2 separate regions of the Homo sapiens genome follow, and region 1 is linked to region 2. The links are chromatin loops, found by intact Hi-C in ENCODE. Cell type or tissue: CD4-positive, alpha-beta T cell. All regions are shown on one strand. Each heading gives the region's core, and the rest is flanking DNA. Links, peaks and the distances in the headings are about the cores only.

Region 1 (10,797 bases), core at 1,126-9,125, 48 kb before region 2:
GGCTAGGAGGAGAAACGAAGATAACAGTGATGAGCTTCTGATGACTTACATTTAGAGTTTTTCTTGTCGCTATTATCATGAGCGTACCACCTTGAAAAAACTATTTTGTGCTACTCTGTCTTTTAAAAGTAAAAGTTTTAGGGAAGCATATGTTTGGAAAAGTGCACAAATCCTAACAATTTCTCGCAGTGGCCACATATGTATTACATAACTAGCATCAGAGCAAGAAGCAGATGTTATCAGTGTCCCAGAACCCCTTTCCTGTCTATTCAGTCACTATCATCACCACAGATTGACTTTGTAAAAGGACTCTCACTAATAATTCTCTCAACTGCACTGTGAAATAGTGAGGACAAGAATTATTATTGACCTTATTTTACAAATAGAGATATCAAGGCTCAAAAGAGATTAAATGACTTGCCCAAGGTCACAGCTACTGGGACTTCAGCATTTAAAACCCATCTTATTTTTGTTACATCACACTGCTACTTTGTTGCCATCATTGTGATTTATTAAATGACAACTGTGGTAGGGAAGTTTCCTTAGAGGTCACTGTGCAGAAGAGTCATGTATTTCTTACACATTTCTTTTTTTTTTTTTTTTGGCATTGTTGCCACACCCTCCTCCCTACCACTTCCACCCAGGTCTTCTGAGAGATACTCTAGCAACTCATCTCAGATTCATTTGGAATTGATAGCTAATTATTTTAAGAGGCATTAGCTTCCTCCACGTAGCTCTACATGATACACATGATACTTTCCTGGCATCCCTCCCGCCCCCCCATTTTTTGGCATCAACAGTATTTATCACACACACACACTCACATACACACACACACGCAGCTTATTTTGTACCATTTACCCATGTCCTCAGCTTCTTTTGCTGGTTTTTAATGGTCAAGATCCTCTAGTTTAGAACTTTTTGCTAAACTGCTAAGCGGGTCTTACAACCATCCTTAGGGACACCTCCTCTCTGTGTGGAAAAGGTAAGAATACATAAGGAGTCAGATCAACTGGTTTAACACTTAATGAGAAAATGAAAAATTTTTCTGAGGATATGCCCCTTCTCCCAGCATACTGTTGAAGATATTTTGTTTTCTTTGAACAGCTGTATATGATGTGGCTTGGGCCAGTCCTCCGCCCCTATACAATTAATCCACCTGCCTTGCCAGAGGTCTCCTAAAATGCTTGTGGGGGAATTCTAGACTACCTGCAAGCTTACCATTGCCCATTGCCACCCAGAAGCCTTGTTGTAGCCTAGCCTCCTCAAGCATGGGCTGGGGCCACTGTTTTGTTCAGTTTGAAGACATCCATACCAGAGTCAGTGCAGGGATTGTGCCTGTAAGCTGCAGAGAGCAAAGGAGAGTGTGTATGGCAATCTTTCCAAGGGACAGTGCTTAATGCAAGAGAACATTGATTTCCTGGAGAAAATATGTTGTTTTAAAAACCAGAAACTTTTTTCTTTTTAATTCTAGAGTTTAAAAAAACAACAAAAACCTAGGCCCCACCAGTCCACTGAGCACCAGGAGAGGAACAGGTGTGGGGTGGAGGTGGGTGGGTACAGGCTGAATCTGAGGCCCTGCGGCCTTGCCTGGATCTCCCTGTCCCAGAGGGAGTCAGGCACAGACCAAGGATTCTTATTGCAATTACTCATCAATAATAGACTGGCAAAGAGGGGAGGGCAGAGATTAATTATGGCAGAAGGCAGAAGTGTCTTTGCTTACTTGTCTAGGAATTCCTGTTAAAATAGCTGGAAGACAGATCTTTTCAGCAGCAAAAGGAAGCAACACATTTTTGGAAAGGTCTATAAGAAAGGGTTATTATGAAGGAAAAATAACTGGTTCTCTATTTTTGCTTATTCTTTTTTTTTTTTTTTTTTTTTTTGAGACGGAGTTTCGCTCTGTCGCCCATGCTGGAGTGCAGTGGCGCGATCTCGACTCACTGCAAGCTCCGCCTCCCGGGTTCACGCCATTCTCCTGCCTCAGCCTCCCGTGTAGCTGGGACTACAGGCGCGCGCCACCATGCCCGGCTAATTTTTGTATTTTTAGTAGAGACGGGGTTTCACCGTGTTAGCCAGGATGGTCTCGATCTCCTGACCTCGTGATCCGCCCGTCTCGGCCTCCCAAAGTGCTGGGATTACAGGCGTGAGCCACCGCGCCTGGCCTATTTTTGCTTATTCTTATGCAGAGAGTTTCATATATGTATGAAACTGTGCAAAATTTTGTTCTGTTAGATGATGGACTATGAAGAAAAAAAAATCACAAGCCAAAAGAAAAAAAATCTCCAAAGACTGCAAGAGAAGAAAGAATAGTTTGAAATTAAACATTAGATCAGTTTTCATAATTATTTGCATTTTTCTTGTGGGGTAGGAGAGGTTGTGAGAATCAAGTAATACAATTTATGTGAAAATGCTTTGGAAAACTTAAAACCTGTATAATGTGTAAGAATTATCCCTTTGTGGCTTCTTTCCACATCCTTATTTTTCAAGGAAAAAAAGAAAAGGAAAAACTTCTAAATTTTGGCATATACTTAAATCCCTAAATTAGTTAAGAGAAATTTTTGGCCATATATAAAAATTTATCTTCAAAATTTCCATTCCTATCTATGAAATAAATTAGTTCTTCTAGATATAATGAGGATAAAAGAGATGGCATGTGTTTTCTCTTACTTAGCCAGATGTGTATTTGGACAGATAACTTTCCCTTTCTAAAATAAACAAACCACTGGTGTTTTAAATCTGCTCTTCTAGTCTCTTGCTCTATTTCTTTCCTCTACTTATCTACTGATCATCTATTTAACCTCTAAGCTTTGAAAAGTGGGATTAGTCTGCACTATTTATTGAGCACCTGCTATATTGCAAATCCCTTTACTCCTGCTTTAAATATAAGAAACAAATTAAAGAATTCCTGCCACCAATAAGCACTCGCTATGGAACAACAAGAGCAAGCCATTTTAGCAGGAAACAATGGGATGGAGGGAAAGTTAGCAAGATATATTTTTAAAATCTCTCCATTAAAACGATTTCTTTTCATTACCAAAAATCTCCCTAGTGTCTAAATGAAACTAATAATAGCTTCTTGACAATATCTTTCTCGTGTTGCCAATTTACTCACAAAATGACTAAAACGCCTGAGCACCTTTGCCTATGTGGTATGGAGGCAACTCAGTGCCAGAAGTTTCCAGGCACTGTGAATTTGAATTTCTTCCCAAGTGTTTACAGCTTTTTACTAATAGATTGAATCCTATCCCTAGCTGCCAGTTTTCTGTGAAGAGCTGAAAAGGAGGAGGGTGATGGTTTGTGCTCAGGCCCTCAGATATCATTGTGAACAGAGACAGTCACCTATTCCGAATGAGTTTAGGCTCACATGGGTTTGTGGAGAGTTAAATACAGAGACCCAGTAAAACAAAAACAACAAAAACCCTAGGGCACTTTTTTTCTTTTTGCAGGCTTAAACATTTTATTACAAATAAAAAAATTAAAATTAAACCAGGTATATTTTCCTTGCTAAACTTTTAAATAAACACTTTCCCACTTGCTGAAGTTGTAGTCGCATCTTCAAAAGGCAGACAGCAAATCCAGGTTTTGGACCACGGGGGGTGGTGCATAAGCACCCAAGAGTTTTTCTGCATTTATTTCACCTTTAAGTTGTCATTGCTAAGGAACTGCTTCCAAATCACCAAGTTTGGGTCTTGGCGTTTTTTGTTTTTTTTTTTTTTGTCTCCAGAAGTAACTGGGAGTACAGAGGAGAAAAATAAAATGTTGAGGCATTCTGTGCTCTGTTTTTCTATTTAAGGAATTTACTATTTCTTTGCCTTCCTCCCCCCTTCCTGGCCTCCCTCCCTATCTGCATAGATAGCAGGACTCCAGCAAACTATATCCCACAGGTCTTTAGAGTTATGTAGGATAGGATCCCTTATTTTAGGGAGTTGGTGGGCGCGGGTTGTTACTGTAACTCTATTCTGTAACTAAAGCTCTGGCATGTAATAAATCTCTCCCCAAAGACTTTTGGATCTTTGATTTGAAAAATCGGATTCCTTTTGTGGAAACAGTTGACAGGAACCTAAAAGGATTAGTTGCATTCCACATAGGATAATTTTTACTGGCAACATTTTGAAACGATTTGGTCCCTTTCAGACCTTAAACAATGTCCAGAAAAATGATCTAACGAGACTTTTATTGTTTTCCTTTGTGTGTGAATCCGCTTGCGCCAACATCTCGATGGGGTTTTGACGGTTTTGCTCCTGAGCAGGGCACTGAATTAATTTCTGATCGCCGTTTCGACTCGGTTAGTTACCTCCTTCGGCCAGGGGCCTGGCGGTGTTTTCCAGGCGTCAGCCCTTGAAATGGCAACAGGAGCGGGAGGCTCGGCCTCTCGGTGGCGCTGTGTCCGGGAGGGACGCGGGGGCCGCTGCCCGCTCGCCCGGGGCCCCGGCAGCTCCGGCGCCTGACGTCGTAGGGGCCGACGAGGCAGCGCGCACGCCCCAAACTGCCATCGTCAAACGCTCCCGGGGCCCTCCATCCACGGGAATGAGACGCGGAAAGGGAGATAATTCGGCTTCTCTCTCTCCTCCAACCGCCCCCCTCCTAAAGCCCCAAGCACAAAGCCGAGAGCGGCCCGCCTTCCCCTCGCAGAAGGCCGCCGAGCTGCTGCGAACCAGCCGCGGGCCACGGCGCCCCCCGCCCTCCAGCCTTCTCCACTGTTTATTTTGTTGTCAGCGGACTTATCAAGATGTTAGTTTGCTGGAGGTTCTGACCTGCCCGGGCGCTTTGGCTGCTCGGCCCGGGCTTTCCCCTCTGTTTTTACACCTGCATAAACTCCACCGCACTCCCCTGTCTGATTTATAGCCCAATTAAAGGTTCAGTGTTCTCCAAGCCACCCGGGCTGCTCCCTTCCCCGCCTCCCGCCGGCTGTGGCGAGCGCAGGAATGCGCGAGGCCGCGCCTAAGGCCGGGCCGCGGCCGAGGCGGTTCTGCGCCCAGCGACCCTCAGGAGCGGCGGCGCGAATGAACGGCCTGCGCCCGGAGAAGGGCAGAGAAACCTCGGGCACATCACCCAACAGCCGCGAGCAGAAAGGCCGCGTCCCCAGCCCAGAGTGATTTCCTTCCTGGGGTTTCGGCCTGAGTGGGACGAGGCGCTCCCCCGACAGCATGCGAGGCCGGGACGGGAGGGCGCTGGGAGCTGCCACGTGGCGCAGCCCGACGCGGAGGCCAGGGGTCCGGCCGCTACGCCGCGCCTCCCCACGATTTTCCGGGTGAGGAAGGGGCGGCCGCGGGGCCCGGCGGGGCGGAGAGGCTCCGGGCTGGGGCGGGAGGCCGTGCCCGCTCCACCGCGGCCCTACCTTCCCGCCCGCCTCGCTCGGCGAAGGCCGGAGACCGCGGCCTGGAGACGCTCCCCGGGGTAGCGGGTGCTTCCAGCTGCCGGGCTCCGGCTGTGGGCGGGAGGCGCGGGGGGTCAAAGACCGCCCAGCCTGCGATCCGGCCAGAGCCCAGCCCCAGCGCGGGCTTCGGCTCCAACTTCCTTCTTTGCGGCCTTTTCTTTACGCAGAGAATAAGCGGCAACCCAGCCGAGATTGGCAGCATTGAGCATCTTCCTAACCCAACTCTGTCTTCTTTCCATCTATCAATCCACCTTTCTAATTAGACTAATTAGGAGCGCTCTGGAGTGTCGCTAGGCCCGGGGACTGAACCGCTTAGGGGTTGTGAAAAGACGCCTGAATGGCCTCGCTGGGGGCCGGGCGGGGGCCTTTGCGACCCATTCAGCACAGAGTAACAGTGGCTACATTTATCCCTGGCCATTGAAAAGAGGCTCGATTAAAACGTTTGGGAACTAATGCCACCCTGCATCCCCTCTCTAATTAGAGGAGCCCAGGGCGAAGGCGAGAGCGCCCGGGACCCCGCAGACACTAGTTCTGTGCGCTACTGCTTTCCGCCCTTTCAGCACAGCCGATTTCCTTCCCCGAGACAAAAGTCCGCCACCTCCCCACCTGTTGCCCGGTCCTTGCTTTCCCACCCATCCCGAGCCCCTTCGCCCTCATCCCAAGCTGAAGGCCCCGCCAACTGCGTTACAACGCACAGCCCAGACGTTGGGGTCAGCGGAGTGGAAAAAAGGCGCCTAGTTCCCTCCTTCTGTCTTGGAAAGCATCCTTTTGCATTCGGTAGGCTACACATTTTCCTCTCCATCTGTCTTCCGTATTTCTCACATACTTACCAGCTCCTCCCTCTCCTCGTCCTCACTTTTAGCAACATGGAATTTCCAAGTAAGCATTTGGGAATGAGAGGAAAGTGGGTCGGGTGCCATCCTGAAGTCACTATCTTGGCCAAACATTATGCTGTAGGAGTTCCTCGCTTGCGTAAATAATGTGTATTTTTTGTTACCAGTTTTTTTTAAAAGAAATGTGTGTGGAGCACCTACTGTGTGACTAGACAGACAGATTCTTACTATACTCCTCAGTCTTCTTCCTTCCCTCTTAAGTCCATCTCCAAATCTGTCTTAAGAAGTTAAACCTGACTTGGTTCAATTCCTTAGGCAAGCTGTTGATTCTGTCCCCATAGTTTATATGTAGATGTATTTTTTCTTTGTCTTTTTCATGGCTCATTAGAAAGAACTGCAGACACAGGATAACAGGGAAGCAAAAGAGAAATAGTAGACATATTGCAACTACAGATTTTGTGTGGGGAGGGCGTTGTTTGTTCCTTTTGTTGATGAGAAGTTATCTAATATTTTTACAAAAATTTGAAGCAAACTTTGCCCTAAAATAAAGGTGACCAAAAGGGGTTTGATTTCCTCTCTCTCTCTCTCTGTCTCTCTCTCTCTTCACCCCGCCCCCCATCCCCTTAATCCTTCTTTTTGGAAAAGAGCCAGATGTACAAAGAAATATCATCAGGTCACTGTTCTTGATCTTGTTAATTTAGAAAATAGAACCTCAGCAAAAGATGCTATTAACTAAATGTCAACCCACAGCATGCAAAATTCCTTGGATCCAAACTTCAAAAAAAGGAATGAAAGATGTCATGTGAGTGAAAGGAATCATGGAATTTTTAAAGGCCTAAACTGATCTTAATAGGGTTTTATTGCTTCCACACTCTGCTTCACAATATTTTAATTTCACAGTTACAGTATGCATGACATTGCACCATAAATCTAACTAGTTTAGAAACTGGGAGGGGCAGAGAAGAGGAAAGAGGTGAGAAAAGCAGTTCATTTGCATTGGAGAAAATGACAATTTGTAAGATGTAAAAATTCCTGGAAACTTTGAGAGGAAAAACCAAAATCGATTCTGCCTGTGATGTTATCACCAAACCTCTTATTTTTTTCATTTCAGTTGTTAGCTTAACTTTTAATTAAAGAATAACATAGATACAATAAAGTATCCAACTCCTAGTGTACATCTTGGTGAATTGTCCATATATATGCACCTGTGTAGCCACCAGAGGTACAGAGTATTTTAAACACCCCAGAAAACTCCTCTGTGCCTGTATCCAATAAATGTCATTCCACTTCCAACCACTGTTCTCATTTCTCTCACCACAGGTTAGTTTTACATGTTTTTGAACTTCATATAAATGAAATTATACAATATGTATGGAGTCTCTTGATTGACTTTTTTTTTACTCATCAGTATGTTTGTGATATTCATCTGTTCAAACTCCTATTTATAGAATAATATAAATGATAAGTCAATTTAGATAGATAAAGAATGGGAAGCAAATGCTGGAAAGCTTTATCTTAACCTGAAATTAAAACATATGACCCTCCTCAAACCCCAACATTTCATTATCAACTAACAGAGGTAATTTTATGATTATAAGTAAATAAAATGAAATGATTTACACATAGTAACTGCTAGTTACATCATTTTCAAGATGCAGTTGTGGGTAAATGTAAGTGGAGCAGAAGCCACAAGCTGTTTTGTAATTGGATTCTTTTCCTCCTTGCCATTTCATTCCCTAAGACTAGTAGTAAGCACTTTGGGCCTCTTCACAAAGAGTGGCATGAACTTGAGGGGGAAAGTAAATTGTATCCTGTGTGTTCCACCTCAGCCGTGCAAGTACTTAATGCAACAGCCTCTCAAGGGCACTTTGAATTCTGTTTGAAGTAAAGTGATCATTTTGCAACTAACATAGCAGTCTCTACTTTGTCTCATCTATGGGTCACCATACAGACCTATTAACTTTGAACAGAGCAAACCTGCAGAATTATGATTGTGCTGTTCACTCCTAGCATCCCCAGAAATCCACCCACAAAAGCCAGCCACAAAGCCAGAATTCACAGTAGAATTTATGCTGCGAGTGACCAACCAGAGGCAACCAGTGCAGCCCAACATTAGTCCTCCTTCCCTCAACAGAAACAGAAGGCAGCCAATAGGACTTTTTTTTTTCCAGGAAGGACAATATTTTTAGACAAAGGCATGTTTATGACGTGGGAGAAATTATAAGGGCAGGTGGAAGAGCCTGAAGTGAGTTTTTGGTCACTTATGCTGGACATTGGTAAACGAAGTGATGAACACATCTTTTTATAATTTTAAAGCTAAAAATCAGTATAAAATAAGGCTTGAAGTTCATACCCAGGAAGACAATGTGAAGGCAAAAATCCATCTCTTTTGAATTATCATAAGACCAAATACATTGAATCAGCAATTTCCAAAAATAATTAGAACTACTGACCTATTAGAATAGCTAAAATAGCAATAATACCAAATGCTAGCAAGAATGCAAAAAACCTGGATCTCTCCTACATTATTGATGTGAATGTAAAGTGGCACAGTCACTCTGGAAAATAGTTTGTCAGTTACTTACAAAATTAAATACGCACTTACCATTCAGCCCAGCCACTATGTCCTAGGGCATTAATCCCAGAGAAATGAAAATTTATGTTTGCAGAAAAACTTGTACATGAATGTTCATAGTAGCTTTATTTGTAACAATAAGAAGAAAGAAAGAAAAAAGACAACCCATATGTCCTTCAGTGGTAAAACTCTGGGATATTCATACAAAGGAATACTACTTAGGAATAAAAAGAAATAAACTACTGATGTGCACAACAAATAGAATCTCAAGGGCAATATAGGGAAAACAGTCCACCTCAAATTGTTACATACCGCATATTTCCATTTATGTAACATTCTCAAAATGACAAAACTGTACATATGAGAACAGATTGGTGGCCTACACAGGACAGGGAAAGGGTGGGGGTCCGAATGTAAGAGGGGACCAGGAATGAGTTCCTTTGTATTGATGGAAGAGTTCTCTACCTTGTTATGGTGCTTACTTGAATTACACATGGGATAAAACTACATAGAACAGTACACACATGAATGCATGTAAAACTTGGCAAAAACTGAGTAAGGCCTGTAGTGTACTTAACAGTGAAAATACGGTGGGGCGCGGTGGCTCACGCCTATAATCCTAGCACTTTGGGAGGCTGAGGTGGGTGGATCACAAGGTCAGGAGATCGAGACCATCCTGGCTAACACGGTGAAACCCCGTCTCTACTAAAAATAAAAATACAAAAATTAGCCGGGCGTGGTGGCGGGCGCCTGTAGTCCCAGCTACTCGGGAGGCTGAGGCAGGAGAACGGCATGAACCCGGGAGGCGGAGCTTGCAGTGAGCCGAGATCACACCACTGCACTCCATCCTGGGCAACAGAGCAAGACTCCGTCTTGGGGGCGGGGGGGAGAAAACAGTGACATACAATGTCAATTTCTGAGCCGGACATGGTAGCTCATGCCTGTAAGACACGGTAGCTCATGCCTGTAATTCCAGCACTTTGGGAGGCTGAGGCCAGTGGATCGCTTGAGGCCAGGAGTTCAAGACCAACCTGGTCAACATGGTGAAGCCCCTGTCTCTACTAAAATTACAAAAATTAGCCGGGCATGGTGGTGGGCATCTGTAATCCCAGCTACTCAGGAGGCTGAGGCAGGAAAATTGCTTGAACCTGGGAGGGGGAGGTTGCAGTGAGCTGAGATCACGCCAGTGCACTCCAGCCTGAACAACAGAGGGAGACTCTGTCTCAAACAAAAACAAAAACAAAGACAAACAAAAAATACACACACACGCACACAAAAAGCAGTGTTATATAATGCCTGTTTCCTAGTTTTGATATTGTATTGCAATTACATGTCGCCACTAGAGAAAGCTGGGTGAAGGGTGTATGGAACTCTATTTTTGCAACATCCTATGAGTCTATAATTATTTTAAAAAATAGTTAAAAAAAGGTAAAGGATCCTTCAGTTTCTGTGTCATTAATAAAACTCCACTGATGGCAAGTGCTTTCATTGTCTTTTTCAATAATTAATAAGGGTAATTATCTAGCTCTGTCCTTGCAACAGGTACTTTATAAACAATGTTTAAAAACTGATAATTTTCAATTGCATTTTCTATCAATAAGCCCCATCATGAAAACTTTTTGAAATGCAAAAAAAAAAAAAAAAAAAAAAAATTGCCCATTCATTTGAAAAACTTTATTCTTTGAAGGTAGATTTAATTTTGCAAATGGCCAAATGTCACTGAGTCAAATATGTTGAATAAAGTGGATGAACAAATTTAGTAAAAACAAACAAACAAAAACTAACATATCCTTGAAGATTTATCATCTTGTGTGTCTTGTAAACTGGTTACAAAAGGAGAGTTCTCAAGATGTCCTCAGGAATGGCAGTATTATTGATATTGGTGTGCTCCCAGGGTGATTGCTTAGAGGAGAACATTCCTGTAAGTTTGATGAAGGGTGAAAAAAAATTGCATCACTTTTTAGTCATGCTTTAAAGATGGTTTCTGAATATATATATGGCTTATTTTAGAA
Region 2 (10,797 bases), core at 940-8,939:
AAATGCTATTTTCTTAGATTTTTCTAGTTTCAATCATTTGTAGTGCACATCTTCATTCTGTGAATTAAAAATGTAAGTTACTTAAAAAATGTTGTCTGACGAATCCGAATACTTGTCTAGATTCAAGAAGAAAAATATCCATAGATATTTTTCATATCTGCATAGAAAGGACACAGCAAATAATTCTCCTGGTCTCTTGTAATTTAAAACAGCAACATGGACCATGGCCTGGAAGCTGAGGCCTCAGGCCGAGCTCCAAACCCGACAGGTGTAGTGATATTTCATTTATAACTTGGACACAGGGGCTGATCTAGTCTGCACTGACAGAGCCATTGATGAGCACAGCACTGAGCAGAGACTGACAGACTGGCATTCTTCCACAAACATACAAAGGAAACCCTCTTTTCCCCTGCACTAATACAGCTTTGCTGGAAAAATCCCAGCCTGAGTTCCCACTTTTGATTTCACTTGGCATTTGTAGACAAATGGGCCCAGGTGCTTTCACTCTGCGCTGCCTGCTGATTGGGGAACAAAGTTCAAGAAGTCTTGGGAAGATAAACATTCAGAAGAATCTGGGCCCACGGGGCCATAGGTTTTGCCTTTGCAAATTAGACTCTGAGATAGCACAGTGCTATGTCATGTCCTCACACAGGATGAGTTTGGACGATGAACTGCAGAGTAGCAGGTTTTAGGTTTATGTACACATCTCTGGCTTATGTTTCATAGTGATTTTCTTTATCTAACCACCTGATTAAAAAATAACTTTGTGAAATTCATTTTAACACAGAGAGGGGTTGTCCAGTAGCCTTCCAATTTAAAACAAAGTGATCATCTAAAATGATTCCAACCATGGAACATCACATGGTATCCTCGAGAAAGACAATGGGAGAAATGAGAGACCAGCTTATAGAAATGATCCTGCAAAACTCTGTACCAGTTGAAACAGATTTAGACTATCACATGGGTAGAGTTGAAGAATAATGACTTCATCTTTTTATTTAGTGCATGTAGAAAATATTGTTCTTCATAATTATAATCAATTTCATCATCTTCTAAAGCAACAAAAGTCATTCAAATCTAATAATATTTGTAAGTGCTCCCAGTATCAGACTGAATTTACAACCCAAGGAAGACAACAGAGATGAATATGCCTATGCAAAATACACAGAGAGAATTACATAAAATATACACTGAGAGAAAATCCGCTTTCAGAGATAAGTATTTAAGAGTTTCAGACCTGGTAAAATTCTTAAGATGAGCCCCCCTTAAATGCATTTTTAAATCTCCTATAGCAATCAGCACAATTTCTTGCACAAAATTGGTGTCAGTAAGATTCTGTGTAGAAGGGTAGTATCCATATTTGTCTGGAAAATGGAATGAAGTGCACCTCTGAAGTTTACCTTCAAATCTCTGAACAAAAGGTAAACTTTTTTTTCTGGCTCTCACTTTGTGTTTTTTCTCCAAACTTTTCTCTTTAAAAGAAAAAAAAAATCCTCCCTCAATATATCCTAAGTCCTTCTTAAATTTGGATACTCCCTTGGTTTTTCTGCTTCCACCACCTCCTGGAGTGGCTCATTTCCTTGGGGAAGTTTTTCTGTGGCTGCTTCTCACAGAAGAACCAGAAACAAGTCTGGAACGTGGATCCTTGGAGCCTTAACCACATAGTCATCTGGACTGTTTTATGTCTTAGATGTATTGTCTGTGTAACTCACACTGAAAAACTTCATAGGAACTGCTTTCGAGTGAGCTATCTTAGATGCTGAAATCAGTTGAAAATCATGGAAAAGGTCATAAATAGCCCAAATTGTGAGTATAGCTTTGAAGGTGAGATTACTAAATGTGAAAATTTTCATAACGAGGGTGAGATTACTCAATGTGAAAACTTTCATAACAAGGAAAGTAAGAGTTCCTAAACTTCCAGATTGTGAAACTGTAAGCTGCCATCATTCCTATATCATTGTTTTACTGAAGAGGGTTGTGTTTGGGTCACCTCCTCATTGCCCTGAAAAGAGATTGGGTGTTGTAACTTCTGGCTGTACTCTAACTAATTACCCTTGCCTTGCAGAGGGTTTGAGAAACATCATAGTGGATCAAGAAATCATGAAAATCATACGAGTTTCACATTAGAACTAAAATAAATGGATGTGTGAGACCACCAAGATTTTCAGAAAGCAATATCTATTCAGCTGTGTACAATATCACAGAATTGATATTTTGATTCTTGGCAATTCAAGAATGTGCCAAGCAGAAGCCCTGTGATGATGTAATGTTTTATGTAGTGTTTACTTTTATCCAAGTGATATGTGCATGCATGTAAGGAGACAAAGAGTTGTTTAAGGCTTGTATGAGAAACAGAAGTCTCCTCTCCCAGCCTCTTCCACTTCCCGCTCTTAAAGGCAAACCCACTAGACTTTTTCAAATGATTATCTTGGTATTTACATCCATATCTCTAAATCACATGCTTTTATTGCTACATCCTGATTTTTCACTTTTAAATATTAAACTATGGAAGATAAGGATATAGCACTCTTTCTCACCCCCTTCCATCATCACCCATAGTCACATGACTCCTCACCCTCCAACTCTGTACTCCCAAATAGTTTTAGAGACTTTTAGATTGATATAGATGTTCGCATTTTATGACCATTTAAAAGCTATCAATAGCTGAGCCATGTGATAGTAATATCATCATCTTCCTGCATTATTTCCTTCCAAGTTTTTTTTTTTTACACTTTAAGTTGTAGGGTACATGTGCACAACGTGCAGGTTTGTTACACATGTATACATGTGCCATGTTGGTGTGCTGCACCCATTAACTCGTCATTTACATTAGGTATATCTCCTAATGCTATCCCTCCCCCCTCCCCCCACCCCACGACAGGCCCCGGTGTGTGATAATCTGGCCTCTTGCTTTCCTCTAAGAAGTCTTCCTCAAATGTCAGGTAATCCTTGGCTATCTGTTCATATGTAGGAATAGGGCTCTACAGATCTGATGGAAGGCTCTGTATGCAAAGGGAGGGCTCAAGATACTCCCTTTAGAGCGGGGTGATCTGGCTGAGCCATTTCATAGGTAAATGCCTGATATCAGTCTCATAGCTTTTCTCTTAAACTGTCCAGATTTCCCAAAGAAGTCTCTTTTCACTAGGGGGGCAAAATACAGTGAGGGGGTAATTTCAACATTCAGTGTGTCGGCTTTCACTCATTGCTCCTGTTTTCAGGATAGTTTTTCATCTTCACTATTCTTGCTGTTCCCCAGTTCAACAGATCCTTTGCCTTATCTTTGTCAGGGAATGAGTTTCCAGTCTTCTGCCAGAGTGGTAGAGGAGATATTGGGTCTGACTCTTTAACAACCTCAACCCGTCCTCTTATTTTTAGCCCCATCCTTAGTCCCCTTCTAGAGGTAACTGGTGTTGCCCATTCCTGTACCTTTTGGGGATTCCGTGGTTTAAATCAGGTTGCCTCCCAGCTTTTCTTATTTTCTTGGGTCGGCTAAGTCATTACCATTCCTCCAATGGTTTTTGGCTTTTAAATGTTGTTACTGTTTCTCTTCTTCTCTTTGTTTAACTTTCATTTAATCCCTTAGTTGTCATTTTAGTGGACTTTCTGGAGGGAGTAGAGGCAAATATGTGTATATAACTAGCCATGTTTTATTGGAAGTCCACTAAGCAATTTAATGGTTTTTTTTTTTTTTTTTTTTTTTTGAGACGGAGTCTCACTCTCACACCCAGGCTGGAGTGCAGTGGCACCATCTCGACCATCTCGGTTCACTGCAACCTCTGCCTCCTGGGTTCAAGTGATTCTCCTGCCTCAGCCTCCAGAGTAGCTGGGACTACAGGCACGTGCCACCATGCCCGGCTAATTTTTTGTATTTTTAGTAGAGACGGGGTTTCACCGTGTTAGCCAGGATGGTCTTGATCTCCTGACCTCGTGATCTGCCCACCTTGGCCTCCCAAAGTGCTGGGATTACAGGCGTGAGCCACCATGCCCAGACATTTAATGTATTTTTTAAAGAAAAGAAATAGAACTAATGTTCTACAGAGAAACCTTCCCAGACATTCCTGACATACATAGAGTCTAAGGCCTACTGTAAGTTGCTAAATTAAAAAGAAAATAATGCCTTTATCAGTCCTCTCCAATATCTGAGAGGTTGAGTCCTTATTTCACATGACTGCCATATGATGGCCAGAAGGCCTAAGAAGTCCTAAGTGCTTGGGCCTATGCTCACACTCTAAGAGTCTTAGGCAGGATTTCAGCCTCTCACTTCATCACTTCACCTATTCACCTGCAGCCGATTGCTGGGTAATTAACTAAGAAGCTACAAAAGGCAGGAGAGACCCTAACCCAGGATAGAAGAGGAGGACCTGAAACTTGGAGAACTCACTCCCTCCCCTGCCTGGTGGCACAGCCATGGGATTGCCCTGCCAGCTGCCCTTTTTGACCTCTCATTTCCCTTGTCTCCTTCACAACACTGGGACAGAATGGGGAAGCACACACTTCATTAGTCCACTAAGGAGTGCCTAGCCTGTGGCGTCAGGAACGAGGATTCTGCCAGGTCACTTTTCTCAGCAGCCAACTGGATGAACACATCCCTGCAGGGAAACAGTTTAATCTGCCTCCCATTCCTAAAACTGTTTTTGAAAGAAAAAAATTTAAAGTTGTTATAATAGTTTACATGAAGGGGCTTGCAACTGCCTACTCATATACACACACTTCATTGCTTTTATGTAGGGCAAATGGAGAGGGAGTAAGAGAGGTCCCTTAGCTTGGCAGGTGTTGATGAATGTCTTAGTGAATTGACTGTATATAGACAGGGCTCAGGATTATCTATGCGCTTGCTTTTTAAAGCGTCACCTGGCCCTCTAAGATACTAATCTTCAGTTCCACACTCTGGGCATCTGTCACTTTGCTGTGTCCCAGTGATATCACTGGCTCCCAAGATTAAGGCTCCAGAGCCAACGCTTGATTTATTACTTGGATGATTCACACAAAAAACTCAACATCCCCTGCTTGCACTGTGGAATCTGGCAAGAGCTCTCACCTAATGAGTGCCTTCCCTTCTCTTAGCCCTCGGACTACTCTCTTATTTCTAATCCAAATTTCTATTCTGAGGAATAGAACTCAGCCTGCTGCAGAGTTCAAGGGCTTGGGAGCTAGAGGAATTCCTGGGGGTGCTGGGAAGCTGCTGGGGCCTGGATGTCAGTAACACTGTGCTTATTTCAGCTTCTCAAACAAGTACTCCAGGCTCCATCCTGCTCCAAGCTCAGGGTGAGCTTCTTTCAGAGCCAACACCATTTTCTGCATGTGTGTCTTCATACATAATTTTCAGTAATACTTTGCAGGCAGCTGCCTTTCTACATAGGATCAGCTGCCGGAAATGCAGGAAACCACACAGGCCAGAAACAAAAAGACACTCGAGGTATTGTTTAGAGAACACATGTAAGTTGTTAGAAACCACAACATCCTACACCTGTAGCAACATCGGCTGCAGATGGGTATGTGCTCTGCAGCCCATTCCAGACTTTAATGTGTATTACTTTTAAGAAACAAACTCAGGCTGCCTTTCTGCCAAGTTCCTTGATGCAGATGACTGCTCGTGAAAGGCCATATATAGTACAACTTTACTGCCTCTCGAGGAAAGAAAAGGCTTCGTTTGCAAGAGTTTGCCCTAACTCAAGCCAAGGTCATCAACTGAGGTTTCTGTCAGATCAGTTTTGGCCCCAAAGATTTTGCTTGCTCTTTCAAAGTAAACAGGAAACCAAAACAAACTCTATAGAGCTAATGCCTCACAAAAAGCAGACTCAGCCACTCGCTCACTCACTCAATCATTATTGTCCAAAAGTAGCACTTATCATCTTGATATTATTAGTTCTATGAGAAACACATCAGCTCTGTTCACTTTAACTCCCTCCTAACTGTGTTTTCTGAGAATGGATCTAGGGTCCAATGATGGAGTCAGAGTCTTGTTGTGCAACAGGCTTTCCATTGACTGGGGTTTGAGCACCTTATCAAACAGTGATTTTATCTTTATTAGTTTCCTGTTTGAACCCAAGCTATAAACACCATAACCATTAACAGTTTCACTGTTCACAATACATGAATGTTCTCAAAATTGATGACTGTCTACAACTTTGAATCAGATGCAAGACCATAAAGTCATGTGCACTGTGAGAACCAGAAGGGGGCAGAGGCCTGACAGCAGCAGAAGTGTGATAGGATGCTGACTGCCTCTGAGGAAACAGACTTTTTTTTTTTTTTTTTTTTTTTTTTCAGATGGAGTCTCGCTCTGTCACCCAGGCTGGAGTGCAGTGGCACTATCTCAGCTCACTGCAGCCTCTACCTCCTGGGTTCAAGTAATTCTCATGCCTCAGCCTCCTAAGTAGCTGGGATTAAAGGTGCGCATCACCAAGTCTTGCTAATTTTTGTATTTTTAGTAGAGACGGGGTTTCACCATGTTGGCCAGTCTGGTCTTGAACTCCTGACCTCAGGTGATGTGCCTGCCTCAGCCTCCCAAAGTGCTGGGATTACAGGTATGAGCCACTCTGCCCAGCCTGGAAATATTTTTATGTTAGGGACGCTTTAAGGATTTTTCTCATTTTTATTTTATTTTGTATTGATTCTCAGGGTCTTTCTGCCTAAGCCAACTTCTTAACAGAGATACTGGCAAGGCATATGAAAAAGATCCTGAATGCTTTTTCTGTTAATTTTGGCCCTCCGGTAGCTTGAGTAAGTCTGTCTGATGATCTATCTGTTTTCTTTTCTTTTTTTCTTTTGCGATCTGTTTTCTGAAAAGACACTTTCCCTATTAATTCCACAGGATTGTGGTGAGGACCACATATTTTCCTTTGAAAAACATCAAGTGATAAATCTAAGGTGACTTCTTACCTTTAAAATTAAGGGAAGGCTTATTTAATTACCCAGAATATTAAGTTATATGCTGCTGAGTAACAATTTATCCCCAAACTGAGCAGCTTACAACAATAAACGTTTATTATCTCACAGTTTCTGTGAGTCAGGAATTCAGTAGTGACTTAGCTGGTTGGTTATGGCTCAAGTGTTAGCCGGGGTTGTGGTCATCTGAAGGTTTGACTGAGGCTGGAGGATCCACTTCCACGATGGCTCACTCACATGGATATTGGCAGGAGGTTTCAGTTTCTTGACACATGGGCCTCTCTATATGGCTTCTTCAGTATGTATGACATGACAACTCTCTTTTCCCAAAGTGAGTGATCCAAGAGAAATCAAGGCAGAAGACACAATATGTTTTATGATCTAGCCTTCAAAGTTACACATTGTCATTTCCATACTATACTACTGGTTACACAGTTCAGTCCTATTTAGTATGGGAGTGGACAACAAAAAGTGTAAATAATAGGAAAAGAGAATCATTGGGGCCAGTCCTGAAAGTTGGTTATCACAGAATTGAACTATGCTGACAAATGATGAAGTGAATTAAAAGTAGTTATTAAGTGCATGTTTGAGCTCAGCATATTTTGTTTCCAAACATTTTCCCAAATCCATGGACACAGGTGCCTATCATATGTCTGAGTATTATCTGACAAGCCCTGAGTGTGGAATCAAAGTTAAATACTAGGTCACTGGAGTCAGGACTGGATATAAATCTGGCTCATTTGCCTACTTGTTTGAGCCTATATTTCCTCGTTTGCAAACTGGATTAATATACTTATTTCACAGGCTTATTATAGCCATTAATCAAAAGATCATAGAACAGTATCTAAGTATTCAATCAATGGTAGGTATTTTCATTAATTATTATTGTTCTTATTATACAATTTAGCTTGAAAGATTACCATAAGTGCAGAGAGTTTGCATTCTGGCACTCACATAACAAGAAGCCTGAATGTTGCCCAGTTTCAGGTATAATTAATGCTGTGGTTCAGTGACATCATCAAATACCCAGATTCTTTCCATCTTTCTTCTCTGTCATCCTTGGCATTTGGATTCTTCCCTTGGAGTCATAAGATAAATACAGCAACTTGGAGCATCATGTCCTCACACAATTACATCCAAAGGCTGAAAAAGTAAGGCCCTTCCTTTTATGCATTTTAACGTGAAAAAAATATTTCCATACCTCTAGAAGACTATTCCTCAGGTTTAATTGATCTTAATTGTATTGCATGTTCATTTCTAAGCCAATCATTTGCAGGGGATAAGGAATGATCAGTTTTTAGCTTAGATTAATCAAAGCTATTCCTTCAGGCTGGGGAGAGGCTTGGCTTTCTGGAAGCATGTTGCTGTGTGATGCCTGAAAAAAATTAATATGTAAGAATGACAAGAATGGCTGTTGGGTGAGCCACCAGCCTCTATTACAGGGTCCATGAGAGATACAACTGTGAAAAGTTTGCTTTCTGAAAATGCCTTTATTCTATCTGTACACTTGGTGGGTAGTTTAGCTGGATATAGAATTCTGGACTGGAAATGATTTTTCCTTAGAATTGTAAACATTGCTCTCTTTCCTTTTCACTTTCGGTGTTATTTTTGAGAAGTCCAATGCCTTTTTGATTCCTGATTTTGGTAAAGGACCTGTTTTTCTTTCTAGAAGTGTTTTGAAGTTTCTATTTATTCATGAGTTTCTGAAATTTTATGATTATGTGCTTTGGTCTAAAAATTTTTCCTTCTTTGTATTGGGCACCCAATTGGTCCTTCCAGTCTGGGAAGTCATCCCAATTAATTCTGGGAAATGTTCTTGTACCATATTATTAAATAATTTTACCTCTCTATTATCTCTGTACTTTCTTTCAGAAATTCAACTTGAATGTTAGGCCTCCTGTATTGATCTAGTTTCCTTATCTTTTTGTTTCTATTTTTTTCCATCTTTTGGTCCTTTTATTCTTTTTTTGAAATATTTCTGTAACTTCATCTGGACTTCAACTTTTACTGAATTTATTTCTACCACATTTTTAATTTCCAAAATTTATTCCTTATTCTCTTAATGTTTCTTTTTTAGAGCATCCTTTTCTTATTTCACGGATACAATCAATAGTTTTTCTCATCTCCTCAAAGATTTTACTTACAGGATTTGTTTGTTTTATGTGTGTTTTTAAAAATTTTCTCTACTTCCTCTTGGTTACTTATTTTTCCATTTTGGTCTTCATCTTTTGTTAAAGAGTTTCCTTAAAATATCTGATGATTTTTCTTCACTTTCTCATATTTTAGTGAAGAGAGCACTTTCCCCCACCTTACTGCCTACTAATAAGGTAAGTTGTAATATTAGAACAGGAAGGAATGCCTATCTTCACTTTACAGATGAGAAACTGAGGCATATGGTATTATATAATCTAGCTAATAAAATGCAGCCAGAGTGTGATGAATGTGAGCTCCAAGTACAATACTGACTCAGTAGGTAAAACTTATCCTTGGCATTGGCCCTCCTCTCTTGTCTTTTTCTCTCTCTCTCCCTCAGTTTGGTTTCAGAAGAAAAATCTATTGACATTTAAAATGAAGCAGGAATTAATGGCAAGGGAAGAGCTGGTACCTCCCCCTAACGTCACTCTAGTTTTCAGCATTTTAGCGGGGACTGTGTTTACTCAAATTAGCTGTGGAATCAACATAGATAACATTTCTTGATCTGGTATTGTGGTGTGAGGCAACACAGACAATTAATATTGGCCACTGTCCCCAGAGGTTTTACATTTTAGAGGAGATGGACTATTTATCTAAAAAGATAATTACATTATAATTTAGTTGCCCTGCACTCCTTGAGATAGCTTAACACCTTAAAGGTAATGACTGCTTGGCATCATAAGCCAACTTCACCCTGTAAGAACACTGAGATTTCAGAGAAGCCAACTTCACCTTCTAAGAACATCGAGATTTCAGAGGAAGATGTGGGCTCAGAGAGGGCAGCCAGGTCTGCAAGAGTTGGAAGTGCCCACAGGACAGTGGGAGGGCCTCTGTGGAGTCCAGGCAAGGGAAATTGATGAGCAAATGTGAGGGGTTATAATAGGTGACTCAGTGCTCTCCTTGCTTAGATCCCCAGAAGAACAGGGGTCAATACCCAAGCCCTCCGCGTCTGAAAGGCAGCAGTCCTTGGAGTAAGTGTGGGGGGCATGCAGGAGTGACACATGATTCAGACTCAACAGTCACACCAGTGTCTTCTAGTTCTTACTTAACCTTCTTGGTTCTCAACAGCAAACCAAGCTGCAGGGAGAGGGCTTTTTCAAGAGCATTGCTCTTCCGACCTTTTGAGTGTTTTTAGATGAAAAGACATTCTTTTAATATACTTGAAAAATCTGGAAGGAATAATATAAATCAATGCCTTAAGCTTTATCAGCTTCAAGTTTAGTCATTTTTCTTGAACTGAATTCCCCACAGCATTTAAAGAGCAGTAAGAAAGCAGAGCCGTCAGCCCCAGGAGCCAGTCTGGGAAGCTTTGTGATAAACTCGCGGGTCGACTTTTATTCAAAACACACACCAAATCCTATTTCAAGTAATCTTTGGCTTCCAACTTGGCACCCAGCAGCTGATTGAAAATGTCTCCTGGGTGTTGACCTTCCAGACAGACCCTTGCCCTGGAAGGAGCCAACCACCATTCTCTGTCCCCACCTTGGTACACACTCACTGGGAGGCTCCTGGATTCTTTGTGGTCAAGAAGCAGGGATTCCCAGGAACACGAACTTGAGCCCCCAAAGCCAGGAAGCCCAGGGCAAAGTAGGGCGCTGCAAGGACACAGAAGGGTCGCCAAGCCCGCAACCCAACGACCCATGTCAAGCACGCCTCGCCCGCTGCTGCTGGATGTTAAATGTGGGGTTTGTGTTGTTTTAATAAAGCAGGACAGAC

Evidence for each region. A loop is a pair of places that touch in the nucleus more often than their neighbours do. Peaks named below come from ENCODE experiments on the same cell type or tissue, not always from the same donor. Only the 100,000 strongest peaks of a DNase experiment are listed, where the experiment ranks them.
Region 1: it touches region 2 in a loop (3-fold over the local background); 11 of 110 quality-filtered maps call a loop at or near these places.

What each region holds. Positions count from the first base shown.
Region 1 is chr5:73,431,308-73,442,104 of GRCh38, reverse strand. No RefSeq gene overlaps it. Among named protein-coding and RNA genes, the nearest start is that of FOXD1, 12 kb to the left of the region's middle. RefSeq lists an enhancer at 5,580-6,483. In CD4-positive, alpha-beta T cell, for the core only: no CTCF peak of the experiment used is centred there; no DNase peak of the experiment used is centred there; H3K27me3 peaks cover 5,073 bases.
Region 2 is chr5:73,382,656-73,393,452 of GRCh38, reverse strand. No RefSeq gene overlaps it. Among named protein-coding and RNA genes, the nearest start is that of LINC02230, 50 kb to the right of the region's middle. In CD4-positive, alpha-beta T cell, for the core only: no CTCF peak of the experiment used is centred there; DNase peaks (open chromatin) are centred at 5,412 and 6,182; H3K27ac peaks cover 331 bases.